3 separate regions of the Homo sapiens genome follow, and regions 2 and 3 are each linked to region 1. Evidence: read pairs that join two places in POLR2A ChIA-PET (ENCODE). Cell type or tissue: OCI-LY7. All regions are shown on one strand.

Region 1 (5,000 bases):
GGAGCTGCTCCTCTTGGCCCTGCGTGTGATGGGGCCCAGGTCACCTTTTCTTGTCGTCCTACACCACCAACAAACCTTGTCTATGGCTCTAGAGCAAGCTTGTCCAATCCACAGCCCACAGGCCACATGTGACCCAGGATGGCTTGAATATGGCCCAATACAAATTTGTAAACTTTCTTAAAACATGAGATTTTTTTGCGATTTTTTTTTTTTTTTTTTTTTTTTTAGCTCATCAGCTATCATTAGTGTTTGTGTATTTTACAGGTGGCTCAAGACAATTCTTCTTCTTCCGATGTGGCCCAGCGAAGCCAAAAGATTGGACAACCCTGCAATGAAATTGTGTGCTCAGATAGGCTTTTGAAATTGGCACCACTTAATAATCTCTGAATCATCATGAAATATGTTGGTATGAGGCCAGTTCTTCTTTATTGTATGTATTTTTGGCTAAACTATGTTACTCAACATTATAAATGCCCACTGCACCAGTGGGGTTGCTGGTTGTTTGCAGAGGTGATCGCTGTTTCTAAAAAAGACTCAAACTGCATTGTAGGAAAAGCAGGGAACCACGTGAGGCAACATCTGGCTTCATTACTCCTTCATTACAAACATTGCAGAGCTCATGTCCTATTGGGCTTCAGGAAAGGCTCCAAACGAAGGGGCATTTGAAGTGGCCTGGAAGAATGGAGATGTTACCAGGTGAGGCCAGAAAGAGCAGGCACACCAGGTGGTGGAGGTAAACTCAGCAAAAGCCTGGGACCCCCCACACACAGAGGATGATCAAGGATGAGGAAGAGGTCTAGGCAGGTTAAGCCTGGGAGTTGAGAAATAGAATAAGCTGGGACAGAGAAGATGGTTGGAGTAATGCTGTGAGGGAGGACCCTGACCAGGGACAGTTTGGAGCCACGGCATTTCATTCCAAAAGCAAAGCAGAGAAGTTCAAGATTACGTGAAAGCAGCAATTCCACCTGACCAGTTCTTTATTCAGCCTTGAGAATCTAGGGTAAGAACAGATGGATAGAAATCGTATCATGAGAACATCCTGTTTAAAAAGATCAGAAGACAGCCGGGTGCAGTGGCTCACACCTGTAATCCCAGCACTTTGGGAGGCTGAGGCAGGCAGATCACCTGAGGTCAGGAGTTCGAGACCAGCCTGACCAACATGGTGAAACCCTGTCTCTACTAAAAATACAAAAACTACTTGGGCGTGGTGGCACACGCCTGTAGTCCCAGCTACTCGGAAGTCTGAGGCAGGAAAGAATCATTTGAACCCTGGAGGTAGGGGCTGCAGTGAGCCGAGATCGCACCGTTGCACTCCAGCCTGGGCGACAAGAGTGAAACTCTGTCTCAAAAAAAAAAAAAAAAAAAAAAATCAGAAGGTTCTACCTAAACAAACCCTTGAAATGCAAAAGATATAAAGCCCATGCAGTGGTTGGCAAGATGGCCGAATGGGAATAGCTCTGGTCTACAGCTCCCAGCGAGCTCAACGCAGAAGGCAGCTGATTTCTGCATTCCCAACTGAGGTACCCGGCTCATCTCATTGGGACAGGTTAGACAGTGGGTGCAGCCCATGGAGGGCTAGTCAAAGCAGGGTGGGGCGTCGCCTCACCTGGGAAGTGCAAGGGGTTGGGGAACTCCCTCCCCTAGCCAATAGAAGCTGTGAGGGACTGTGCCATGAGGGACGGTGCATCCCGGCCCAGATACTATGCTTTTCCCACGGTCTTCACAACCCACAGACCAGGAGATTCCCTCGGGTGCCTAAATCACCAGGGCCTTAGATTTCAAACACAAAACTGGGCAGCCATTTTGGGCAGGCACCGAGCTAGCTGCAGGAGTTTTTTTTTTTTTTCATACCCCAGTGGCACCTGGAACACCAGAGAGACAGAACTGTTCACTCCCCTGGAGATGGGGCTGAAGCCAGGGAGCCAAGTGGTCTAGCTTAGTGGATCCCACTGCCATGGAGCCCAGCAAGCTAAGATCCAATGGCTTGAAATTCTTGCTGCCAGCACAGCAGTCTGAAGTTGACCTGGGATGCTCAAGCTTGGTGGTGGGAGGGGCATCCGCCATTACTGAGGCTTGAGTAGGTGGTTTCCCCCTCACAGTGTAAACAAAGCTGCCAGGAAGTTCAAACTGGGCAGAGCTGACTGCAGCTTGGCAAAGCCACTGTAGCCACACTGCCTCTCTAGATTCCTCCTCTATGGGTAGGGCATCTCTGAAAGAAAGGCAGTAGCCCCGTCAGGGGCTTGTAGATAAAACTCCCATCTCCCTGGGACAGAGCACCTGGGGGAAGGGGTGGCTGTGGGCGCAGCTTCAGCAGACTTAAAGGTTCCTGCCTGCTGGCTCTGAAGAGAACAGTGGATCTCCCAGCACAGTGCTCAAGCTCTGCTAAGGGACAGACTGCCTCCTCAAGTGGGTCCCAGACCCCTGTGACTCCTGGCTGGGAGACACCTCCCAGCAGGGATTGACAGACACCTCATACAGGAGAGCTCTGGCTGGCATCTGGCAGGTGCCCCTCTGGGACAAAGCATCCAGAGGAAGGAACAGGCAGCAATCTTTGCTGTTTTGCAGCCTCTGTTGGTGATACCAGGCAAACACGGTCTGGAGTGGATCCCCAGCAAACTCCAGCAGACCTGCAGCAGAGGGTCCTGACTGTTAGAAGGAAAACTAACAAACAGAAAGGAATAGCATGAACATCAACAAAAAGGACATCCACACAAAAACCCATCCAAAGGTCACCAACATCAAAGATCAAAGGTAGATAAATCCATGTGTTTTTTGGCTGCATAAACGTCTTCTTTTGAGAAGTGTCTGTTCATGTCCTTCGCCCACTTTTTGATGGGGTTGTTTGTTTTTTTCTTGTAAATTTGTTTGAGTTCATTGTAGATTCTGGATATTAGCCCTTGTCAGATGAGTAGGTTGCAAAAATTTTCTCCCATTTTGTAGGATGCCTGTTCAAATGCTCATCATCACTGGCCATCAGAGAAATGCAAATCAAAACCACAATGAGATACCATCTCACACCAGTTAGAATGGCAATCATTAAAAAGTCAGGAAACAACAGGTGCTGGAGAGGATGTGGAGAAATAGGAACACTTTTACACTGTTGGTGGGACTGTAAACTAGTTCAACCATTGTGGAAGTCAGTGTGGCGATTCCTCAGGGATCTAGAACTAGAAATACCATTTGACCCAGCCATCCCATTACTGGGTATATACCCAAAGGACTATAAATCATGCTGCTATAAAGACACATGCACACGTATGTTTATTGCGGCATTATTCACAATAGCAAAGACTTGGAACCAACCCAAATGTCCAACAATGATAGACTGGATTAAGAAAATGTGGCACATATACACCATGGAATACTATGCAGCCATAAAAAAGATGAGTTCATTGTCCTTTGTAGGGACATGGATGAAATTGGAAATCATCATTCTCAGTAAACTATTGCAAGAACAAAAAACCAAACACCGCATATTCTCACTCATAGGTGGGAATTGAACAATGAGATCACATGGACACAGGAAGGGGAATATCACACTCTGGGAACTGTGGTGGGGTTGGGGAGTGGGGAGGGATAGCATTGGGAGATATACCTAATGCTAGATGACAAGTTAGTGGGTGCAGCGCACCAGCATGGCACATGTATACATATGTAACTAACCTGCACAATGTGCACATGTACCCTAAAACTTAAAGGATAATAATAAAAAAAAAAAGGTAGATAAATCCACAAAGATGAGGAAAAACCAGTGCAAAAAGGCTGAAAATTCCAAAAACCAGAATGCCTCTTCTCCTCCAAAGGATCACAACTCCTCACCAGCAAGGGAACAAAACTGGACAGAGAATGAGTTTGATGAATTGACAGAAGTAGGCTTCAGAAGGTGGGTAATAACAAACTGCTCCAAACTAAAGGGGCATGTTCTAACCCAATGCAAGGAAGCTAAGAACCTTGAAAAAAAGCTTAGAGGAATTGCTAACTAGAATAACCAGTTTACAGAAGAACATAAATGATCTGACGGAGCTGAAAAACGGCACAAGAACTTTGTGAAGCACAATAGTCAAATCGATCAAGCAGAAGAAAGGACATCAGAGATGGAAGACCAACTTAATGAAATAAAGCGTGAAGACAAGATTAGAGAAAAAATAATGAAAAGGAACAAACAAAGCCTCTAAGAAATATGGGACTATGTGAAAAGACCAAAACTATGTTCGATTGGTGTACCTGAAAGTGACAGGGAGAATGGAACCAAGTTGGGAAACATTCTTCAGGATATTATCCAGGAGAATGTCCCCAACCTAGCAAGACAGGCCAACATTCAAATTCAGGAAATACAGAGAACACCACAAAGATACTCCTCGAGAAGAGCAACCCCAAGACACATAATTGTCAGATTCACCAAGGTCGAAATGAAGGAAAAAATGTTAAGGGCAGCCAGAGAGAAATGTCAGGTTACCCAGAAAGGGAAGCCTATCAGACTAACAGTGGACCTTTCTGCAGAAACCCTACAAGCCAGGAGAGAGTGGGGGCCAATATTCAACATTCTTAAAGAAAAGAGTTTTCAATCCAGAATTTTATATCCAGCCAAACTGAGCTTCATAAGTGAAGGAGAAATAAATTCCTTTACAGATAAGCAAATGCTGAGAGATTTTGTCACCACCAGGCCTGCCTTACCAGAGCTCCTGAAGGAAGCACTAAATATGGAAAGGAAAAACCGGTACCAGCCACTGCAAAAACATACTAAATTGTAAAGACCATCGACACTATGAAGAAACTGCATCAAACAATGGGCAAAAAACCCAGCTAGCATCATAATGACAGGATCAAATTCACACATAACAATATTAACCTTAAATGTAAATGAGCTAAATGCCCCAATTAGAAGACACAGACTGGCAAACTGGATAAAGAGTCAAGACCCATTGGGGTGCTGTATTCAGGAGACCCATCTCATGTGCAAAGACACACATAGGCTCAAAATAAAGGGATGGAGGAATATT
Region 2 (5,000 bases), 290 kb before region 1:
AAGTGGTTTCTGATTACATGGATTAATTGTATAGTGGTGGAGCCTGGGATTTTAATGCACCCATCACCTGAGTAGTGGACATTGTACCCAATAGGCAGTTTGTCATTCCCCATCCCCTGCCCACCCTCCCTCTTCTAAGTCTTCAATGTCCATTATACCACTCTGCATGCCTTTGCATACCCATAGCTTAGCTCCCACTTAGAAGTGAGAACATGCAGTATTTGTTTTTCTATGAGATATAATAATTGTATATATGTATTGGGTATGTGATGTTTTGATCATGAATACATTGTAGAATGGCTAACAAATCAGGATGGCTAACATATCCATCACCATACACACTTCCTTGTGGTGAGAATATTTAAAATCCACTTTTTAAATTAATTTAGAAAGATATACATTAACTGTGTTCACCTCGCTGTACAATGGATCACCAGAGCTGATTTGTTCCATCCAGCAGACTTCATATCCATTCGCCAACATTTTCCCTATTCTCTATCCACCCACTACCACCTCAGCCTCTAGTAATCATCATTCTCCTCTACTTCAATGAGTTCGATTTTTCTAGATTCCACAAGTAAGTGAGATCATGTGATATTTATCTTTCTGTGCCTGGCTCCTTTCAGTTAGCACATTGTTCTCTATGATCATCCATGCTGTTCTAAATGACAGAATTTTGTTGTTTTTAAAGGCTGAACAGTATTCCATTGTGTATATACATCACATTAAAAAAATCCATTTGTCCTTTGATGGGCATTTATGTTGCTTCCATCTTTCCCATTTTGAATAATGCTGCAGTGGACATGGGAGTGCAGACATCTCTTCGCCATACTGATTTCCGTTGCTTTGGATAGATACCCAGTGGTGGGGTTGTTGGATCATATGGTAGCTCTATTTTTAGCTATTTGAGGAACCTCCCTACTGTTTTCCAAAATGGTTGTATGAATTTACATTCCCACCAACAGTATACAAGAGTTCCCTTTGCTCCACATCCTCACCAAACACTTGTTATCTTTTATCTTTTTTGATAACAGCCATTCTAACAGGTATGAGGTGATATTTCATTGTGGTTTTCTCTCATGATTAAGAATGTTGACCATTTTTTAATGTATCTACTGGCCATCTGTATGTCTTTTTTTTTTTTTTTTTTAAAGACAAGGTCCTGCTCTGCCACCCAGGCTAAAGTGCAGTGGGCTGATCACAGCTTATTGTAGCCTCGACCTCCCCAGGCTCTGGTGATCCTCTCACCTCAGCCTCCTGAGTAGCTGGGACCACAGGAACGTGCCACCATGCCCGAATAATTTTTTTGTGTTTTTGTAGAGATGGGTTTTTGCCATGTTGCCCAGCCTAGTCTCAAACTTCTGGGCTAAGCAATCCACCTGCTACAGCCTTCCAAAGTGCTGGGACTACAGGGGTGAGCCACCATGCTTGGCCTGTGTATCTTTTTTTTTTTTTTTTTGAGGAATGTATAGTTAGGTCCTTTGCTCATTTTTAAATAGGGTTATTAGTTTTCTTGTTATTGAGTAGTTTGAGTTCCTTATTTATTTTGGATATCAACCCTTTACCTGATGCGTTATTTGCAAATATTTTTACCCAATCTGTAGATTGTCTCTTCACTCTGTTGTTTCCTTTGTAGTGCAGAAGCTTTTTAGTTTGATGCAACCCTTTTGATCTATTTTTACTTTTTTGCCTGTGCTTTTGGGGTTGCATTCAGGAAATCACTGCCTAAATCAATACTGCGCAATTTTCCCCTATGTGTTCTTCTAGTAGTTTTACAGTTTCTGGCCTTCCATTTAAGACTTTAATCCATTTTGAGATGATTCTTGTTTATGATGTGAGGTAAGGGTCCAATTTCATTCTTCTGAATATGGATGGCCAGTTTTCCCAACATCATTTCTTAAAGAGACTATCCTTTCCCCATTGTGTGTGGTTGCCACTTCTGTCAAAAGTCTATTGACTATAGGGTGTGTGTGTGTGTGTGTGTGTGTGTTTATTTCTGGGCTCTCTATCCTATTTGGTCAATGTGTCTGTTTTTATACTAGTACCATGCTGTTTTGATACTACAGCTCTGTAATATAAACAGCCATATCTTGAGGATGTAGGCATCTGAAAAAACATCAAGGCTAAAAATCCCACAATTTTTGTTCTGAGCTTGTGAATATTTAAGTCCCTATCATAGAAAAACCTGAAAGGAGGGAGACTGAAAGAAAAAGGGAGAGGAGGGAGAGAGAAACTAGCAGAAACATGATTAAAAGGTAGCTTCTAGATACATCTTTTACATTATTTTGCTTTGAAAATACTGAGGATAAAGGAAACAAAATTATCCCAGAAAAGAAAGAAGCAAGTGTCTGCTGGCTTCCTAAGTCATTGGCAACTTTGATCGTCCACTTCCCCTTCTTTCTGTTAGCCTTGCTTCTTGACAATCTCTTGCTAAACAGCATTAGAGCCTAAGCCTACAGATGAGTTGAGGATAAGTTAGGAAAACAAAAATAGCTATCAGACTGCAGACAGGACACCATAAAAACCGAGAGGAATCAGAGAGCACTTGCCCAGCCATGTGTGCAGACAAAGTGTCCTTGTGGAAGAGCGATTTGTGAAAAGGGCGTGAGATTTGTATCAGTTGCTAGTTATGTGATTCTGAGTAAGGAATTTAGCATCTTGGAGTTTTAGAAGTTTCATTTCTAAAATAAAGGTAATAATATCTACTGGAAAGTCACTGGAAGTTTTTAAAGTGAATGCTTTTGAAAACCCTGGCAAAGAGTGACCATGTATTGCTGTTGTTAATTTTATGACATGATCACACACAGGTGAGAGAAGCACACGGCCTACAATATACTCATTCCACAGGCAGGTAAGGAAGAGCTGATACCACCCTAGGATACACTGAGGTTCTCAGCCTACTGCCCATGACTTCAGGGTGATCCAAAGAGACACTAAAACATTCTGAGTGAAGCAAGAAAATGTTGGGTTTCTCATTTACTCACGAATTTGGGACCCTGGAATATAAAGGTGTGGACTCCAAGCTCTCATAAAAAGTAAAGGCAGACCCTAGACTCTCTTTAGGAATTTGGATTCTTTGTTCCATGGCATTTGAATTCCTGACACAGAACTTCCTTATGGGTAGGAGTTTATGTTGTGAAAATATGAAAACAACAAAGGATGCAGAAATTAGAGGTTGCAAATTGAGAAATTAGGGGGTGATCCGGAAAGAGGTGTCTAGAAAAAACTGGATTCAGACCTGAACATCTGCTCCCAATTAAAGTCTCCAATTCTTCTATAAGCAGTGACATTAAAAAAAAATGCAGTGACATAATATGAAGACTATTTCATTGGTTACTACATTGTCAAATATTCTTTTATTATGTCATTTATACATAACACGAATGAAATAATAAATTGTTTTGATCCACTTTAATAACCCTTTGGGGGCTATTCATAGACTAGCATCAATGTGCAATAAACTGTGATTATGATACTGAACAGGAGTATCACCATTATGCTGTAGAATTCTATGGTTTCTCACTCTACAACTTGGTTACCACATTCTCTTCTAAGCCACCTTCTTTGCAACATTGCCTCTTAAGAGCAAATGAAGAGGAGAGATGGGAACATTTTAATTAGTCATGATCAAAAGCCCCCATGTGTGCTCCTGGGTTTTATGCACCTTCCAGGCACTTGTCATCTGTGCAAGCTGTTCTAATGTATTCATGCTCTTGCTTCTATTTCCTGCAGGGTCTCCCTGCTATATTCACTGGAGAAAAAGAAAAAGCAGAGCACAACCCAGCTGGGCCCTGCCAGTGTAAATTAACAATGTAAACTTGCCCCATGTGGTGGAGATAATTTTATGTGCCATTTCTTCCCCCGATAGTATGAAATATTCACTCTGCTCTCTTTCTTATTGGCGCAGGTGAGCCTGAAAAGACTCATATAAGTTCTACTGGATTTTTGAATATCCAGGCACATGATGGAGAAGGAAAGAACCCATAGCTGGTTGCCCAAGCAGAGATGGGAATGCTCTGGGGCCCTTTGGCTTTGCCTTGGGAGGTGTTTGTCTAGGAATAAGGAAGAAGGAAAGTTTGCACTGCTGTATGTACAGAAGCCCCTTCACCATACTGTCTCACAATCCAAATTATGCATGTTTCAACATGAAACTTGTAATCAGCATGCACAGGGTGAATTTTAATGGGATGGAGGGCATAAACAGAGTAATTCAGGCAGGAATCCAGATGCAACAGCAAAAAGCTAAGTAGAAATACACACATATCGCAGGTATTCAATATCACACCTAAGTATGGAGTTACCAATGGCTAGAGATTGTTCCCACACCTCCAACTTAACTCACTGTATCTTACAAGTGTGGGTTTGAGTAGCCCCAGTTTGACAGCCACCACGATGCACTTTGTGATTGGCACTGTATCCTTTGTTTCTTCACAGGGTTTTTCAAGCAATGTCTTATTTCCTATTTCTGTGCTTTCCTTTAGCTAAACTCTTCCACAATGTGTTTTGTTAAAGGTGTTTGACTTCTTTCAGCTGTATTCTTCAGAATGGACAATCACAGGTCAATGGGCTAGGAAGAGGCTAGTTTGAGTACATATTTGGTAAGAGGTCTGTGATTCTCATCAAATATGGAAAGCATGAGGCCAGCTGGTGAAGGGTCTTCAAGCTCTTGGGGAAGGATGGGGAGACCACTGTTTGGTCTAGGCTCTGCCCCCACCAATGTGTGTAACCTTGGGCATCTCCCTTTGCTGATCCCAGCTTCAGATTCCTCATCTGTAAAATGAAGGATTGAGCTAAAAAGTCGCTGAAGGTTATTATACCTGACACTCAAGCATGCTGTGTCATGCAAACGACCCTTTCCTCATCTATCACACTCCAGATCATTAGGTGCAGTCCCAGATAGAGCGGTTTGGAGGTGAGCTTCCAGAGACTCCAAAGTTTGTTGGGGAGCTGCCTCAGTCCTGTGCTGCAGGTGTCCCCAGTGCAGGCACAGGTGGGTGGCA
Region 3 (5,000 bases), 70 kb before region 1:
TCAAGAGAGTTAATACCGGGTACAGGCAATTGGAGAAGAACTCACTCTCCATGAATGGGCCTGTTCTCTCCCCTCTTTCTCTTTTGCTGGGAATTCCCTCTACCTTCCTCCACAACTTAGAGGAACTAGCCTCTTGAAGAAGTCCATGTCCCTTTCCCTCTTGCTGGGACTGCATTGAAGGGCCTCCTATGTACCCACAAGACCTGCATCTTATCCCATCAGAGTGTTTGTCTCTCTGCATTGTAATGGCCTCCCTGGAGTTCCCCTTATTGGCTGTAACCTCTCTGAGCACAAGTGCCAGGTCTTTTCCATTATGTATCCCCATCACAGGGGAAGAAAATGCTTGTTGAAGAAACAAATGAATGATGGAGGAGGCATAAAAAGCATGGACTTGATATTAAGATAAAAATTAGCATCTTGGGGACATTTATGTATTTCCTGGGCTTGAAGTGATTGTAGGAAGTGGCTTCCTAGGTCAGATGTTGGTCAGCAGAACCAGCAGTTGGGAAGGGTTTGTGTCTGGTTGAGGTTGGCAACACTGTAACTAAAGCCATGTAGCATGCATTCATTCATCCGTTCATGCACAAGCGTGCTTCCAGTGCTGTAGTGTCCCAGGCACTGAGCTGGGTGCCAACGATACAAAGATGGGAGACTAAAATTCCTTGAGGGCTTTACAGATTGGTGGTGGGAAAACACATGTAAACAAGAAAGGGCAAAGGATATATTTTCAAAGATGTTTGCTGGATCATTATTTATACTATAAAAAGTTGGGGACAACCTCAGGGCCTATTTATGGGGAATTCTGACTATAGGAGAAACATGACCATATATTCTGGTTGATAATTTAGAATATATCTTACATCCGGGTAGTTATTACCCTGGCCCTGAAAAGTGTTGCTGCAGAAAAGTGTTGCCGCATAGCTGACACAATAACTGTGCCTTAAAAGTCCATCCCTCCATTCTGTCAGGCCAGCAGCTTCAGGAACCTGATAAGACCAGTGAATTCAATGAGCCCAAGCCTATCACCACACTTGATTTGCTGCAAAATGAGTTCTTTGGTCAGAGACAATCCTGTATAGGGTACTATGACAATGAATGAGGCATTTTGTAAGTCCAGGAGTACTGGTTTTGGTAGAATTGTGGATAGAAAAGGTAAATCTATAGCTGCTACTCCTGCCATGATGGAAGGGGTCCAGTGTAATCAACCTCCTGGCAGGTGAATTGCTGCACCCCCAGGGGATGGCGCTGCATGGGGGCTCAGTATTGGTCTCCACTATTGGCAGGCTTGCTGAATGTCAGTCCATGTTGCTGAGCCCATGGGTAACCTCCATCCCTGCCTCCATGACTGATGACCCCATTGAGCAGACAGGAGTTATTAGAGGAGAAGGCTGATTGACATAGAATAGGGTGCCTTGTTCACCTGGTTATTGAGATCTTCCTCGGTTGAGGTTGCTTTGTACTTATTCAGAGAAATCTATCTACATAATCCTTTTCCAGGTCTCCTTGTCACCAATCTTCCAAATGTGTTCCTTCCAAGTCTCTGGCCATTTAACTACTTCCCATGAGTCAGTGAGTCATACCACTGATTATCATGAGGCATACTCCCGATTATCAATTCTTCCAGAAAAGGATAAGCAAACAGATACATTGCTCAATATTCTGCCACTAAAAGGATTTCCCTTTGCCTCTATCCTTAAGGGCTTTGAGAAAAGTTGTCATGCTCACCTAGCTGCCCACTTTCAAGTAATGCTAGCATATTGGGCAGGATGGTCTGTAAACCAGACCTAAATAATTCTTCTTCAGTCATTCAGTTGTAGGGAAAATACCATGAGAATGTGGGTGCAGGTGGGTAAAGAAGAAGTGAGTAGCAAGAGTAGAAGCCATTCTCAACCATTTGTTTAGACAACTTACTTCTGCCTTCAGGATAGGCCTGAGTCTCTTCCACTCAATGAAGTGCTGTTTTGCATGCTCAGTGTTGTGATGCAGTGGGTCAGATAGCACTCAATGAATGATGGGCAACTCAAGTCCCATGTCCATTTGGTGGCCCATGATCAAATGGTCAGTCTATACTAGGGCTCAATTGCAAGCCAGAAACCGTTTCCCAAAAGGACAATAGTTGCTGACAGGGGATTGTATATCTACTCCAACATCCTGAAGATATGCACTATGATTCACCTAAAGGAGCATTTCCAAAGGCTCCAGACAGCATCCATATTGGCCACAGACTCTTTAAGCACTAATAGATTTACTGGGTCATATGGCCCAAGTGGCAGAGCAGCTTTAATGGCAGCCTGGACATCCATCAGAACTGAAAACCTTTCAATTATTTGATGAATGGGTTAGAGCACTCCCAAATAAGATATATGTGGCCTCCAAAATTCAAAGAGGCCCACTAGCCATTATGCCCATTCTTAGTGGTAGGAAGACCCAATGCAGCAACTTGTCCTTCACTTTGGAAAGATTATCTTGACATGGCCTAGACGACTAGATTCCTAAGAATTTCACCTAGGTGGCAGGCCCTTGAGTTTTTGCCAGATGTATCCCACTCTCTGGCATGAATGTGTCTTGACGTGCTGTCTAGGGTAATGGCTATTTCCTACTTTGCAGGTCCAAGGAGCATGATGCCATAATGTAGAGGGCCAGCGTCATATTCTGTGGATTGAAGATGCAATACAAAATCCAGACTGGATTTTGACAGAGGACTGGAGAGTTCATAGAGTCTTGAGGCAGGCAGTGAAGGTGCACGGCTGAGACTTGCCAGCTGAAAGCAAAGGGCTTTTGATGGTCTTTACTAAGATGTATGTGGAAAAGCATTCACTGGGGCACTTGTCATCCTGGAGCCCATGTAAAGGGTGGGTTGTGAAACCTGCTGAATTTGAAAGACTCCACATTATTTCCCACGTTGTATGCCTTGTTACTATTTCCATCGGTGGTGTGGAACGTCAGCTGATCTTGTATTCCTTTTTCTCGGCACAGCTTCGTAACTCCTTTGTATCAAAATGAAAATCAGGAATATTAGAAGCATCTGACTTCTAAAAACAACAGGTACTTCATGGCAGGGAATGGTGTGAATCTATGGATTATGTTGCATACTGGAATGTGGAAGAGCAAAACATGCCAAGGTTATAATGAAATTCAGATATTCACTGTGGGTACTTTCCTAGGAAAATTGTCTAAAACAAACAAGCACTCATATATAGAATCACACATTCTCACTGACCTCCATTGCATTTTGGAACTGTATGAAAAGATACAAAGATGAATGTGGTGGCCCTTTCCAGAGGTGCTCACTGTCCAGATGGGAATGCAAGATTAAATTAGCCGGAATGAGTTCCCCGGGCTGCTAGTTAAGAGGAGATTTTTGATGAAGGACTTTTAAATGGGCGCATCAAATACTTGCTGGGGAGAATATCACTCCCTGATAAAAGGGACATTGAATAATAGAACAGCTAGCCAGGAAGGGACTTTAGAGGCCATGCAGTACAAGCCTCTTATTTGACAGATGAGGAAAATGAGACTTCTTGTGTGGAAGTGATAGGACCACAATCACACAGCTAGAAATTTTAGAGTTTCAGTGAAGTTTAATATCCTGGCCCTTCCTTTCACAAACTATATAATCAAAATGAGCAAGTTGCTTGACTTCTCAGTGCCTCAGTTTCCTGATCTGTAAAATGAGGTAAAATGAGGATAATGACAGTACCTACTCACAGAGTGGTTGCAAATATTTCTCTAAAGGAGATATTTAATGTCAAGCATGGGGCACAGTAGTACATAGCAAACAATAAATGTGCTATGTTATTAATTGTAGTAGTAGGATAGGCTTCTGATTCTCACCCCAGTGTGATTTCTAATAGGCTATCTTTAAAACGGCTTTTGTCAGAATAGAAGGTTCTAACTTGTCTCCAAGGGGATTAGACTTCTAACAATGACCTTGTCAGGTGGTCTCTCATCACCTCTAACAAACAATGATCTTTAAAGTATAATGGCAACAGCTTTACTTTCACCTCCCAAATCTTGGGCAATGTCACTCTTGGCTGATGTTAACACAGAATCATTACAGAGAGGGCATTCTGGGAAACAGATTTCTCAGTTGACAATAGGACGGCACAGTGGGCCCCTTCCAACAATAAACTCCATGTCAGTCCTTCTTCCTGTTGAAAATAAGTGACAAGATGTGCCATTTTATTGTATCCCTACATACTGCTAGCATCACATGATGTATCAGCTAGTGACATTTTTTGTTGGTAATGTGGTGGCTTGCCTCGTTTAGAGGCTCAAAAAAACCATTCCTAGACACCCAGAACACTCATCAGCTTCTTTAGAAGGCAATGTAGCCATTTGAAATCTCTTTGAGGTTTCAGCTGGCAACACAGAACAACTTGTATCATTAAAAGGGATTTGAAATATGCAGTGCTAAATTGCAATGTATAATAATACATTTCTTCTCTTTGAATCCTCTGTTTTAAGAGAAAATATGCCTGAAGGATTAGAAAACAGCTCTTTCAAGAAATTTCTCAACATGTTTATTTTTAATTTTTAAAATTTAATTTTATTTTTATAATTGCACATGTTTATGGGGTATAGTGATATTTTGATACATATAATGTATAGTGATCAGAGCAGGCGAATTAATATATCCATCATCTCAAACATTTATCTTTTTTTTTTTGTCTTGGGAACATTTGATGTCCTTCTTCTAGTTATTTGAAATGATATGTTATTGGTCAGGCACAGTGGTTCATGCCTGTAATCCCAGCACTTTGGGAAACCGAGGTGGGCGATTGCCTGAGAACAGGAGTTCGAGACCAGCCTGGCCAACGTGGTGAACCCCTGCCTCTACCAAAAACTACAAAAAGGTTAGCTGGGCATGGTGGCACATGCCTGTAATCTCAGCTGCTTGGGAGGCTGAGGCATGAGAATCGCTTGAGCCCAGGAGACAGAGGTTGCAGTGAGCCAAGATCACACCAATGCACCCCAGCCTGGGTGACAGAGTAATACTC

The links. Peaks named below come from ENCODE experiments on the same cell type or tissue, not always from the same donor. Only the 100,000 strongest peaks of a DNase experiment are listed, where the experiment ranks them.
Region 2: POLR2A ChIA-PET joins it to region 1 with 6 read pairs; 3 of 35 experiments call an interaction of 5 or more read pairs at or near these places.
Region 3: POLR2A ChIA-PET joins it to region 1 with 6 read pairs; 3 of 35 experiments call an interaction of 5 or more read pairs at or near these places.

Annotation. Positions count from the first base shown.
Region 1 is chr9:68,591,042-68,596,041 of GRCh38, reverse strand. All of the region lies in intron 2 of TMEM252-DT (TMEM252 divergent transcript), which reads right to left. Among named protein-coding and RNA genes, the nearest start is that of LINC01506, 47 kb to the right of the region's middle. RefSeq lists an enhancer at 1-468. In OCI-LY7, no CTCF peak of the experiment used is centred here; a DNase peak (open chromatin) is centred at 2,111.
Region 2 is chr9:68,880,816-68,885,815 of GRCh38, reverse strand. All of the region lies in intron 6 of PIP5K1B (phosphatidylinositol-4-phosphate 5-kinase type 1 beta), which reads right to left. Among named protein-coding and RNA genes, the nearest start is that of PABIR1, 100 kb to the right of the region's middle. In OCI-LY7, no CTCF peak of the experiment used is centred here; no DNase peak of the experiment used is centred here.
Region 3 is chr9:68,661,102-68,666,101 of GRCh38, reverse strand. No RefSeq gene overlaps it. Among named protein-coding and RNA genes, the nearest start is that of PIP5K1B, 42 kb to the left of the region's middle. In OCI-LY7, no CTCF peak of the experiment used is centred here; no DNase peak of the experiment used is centred here.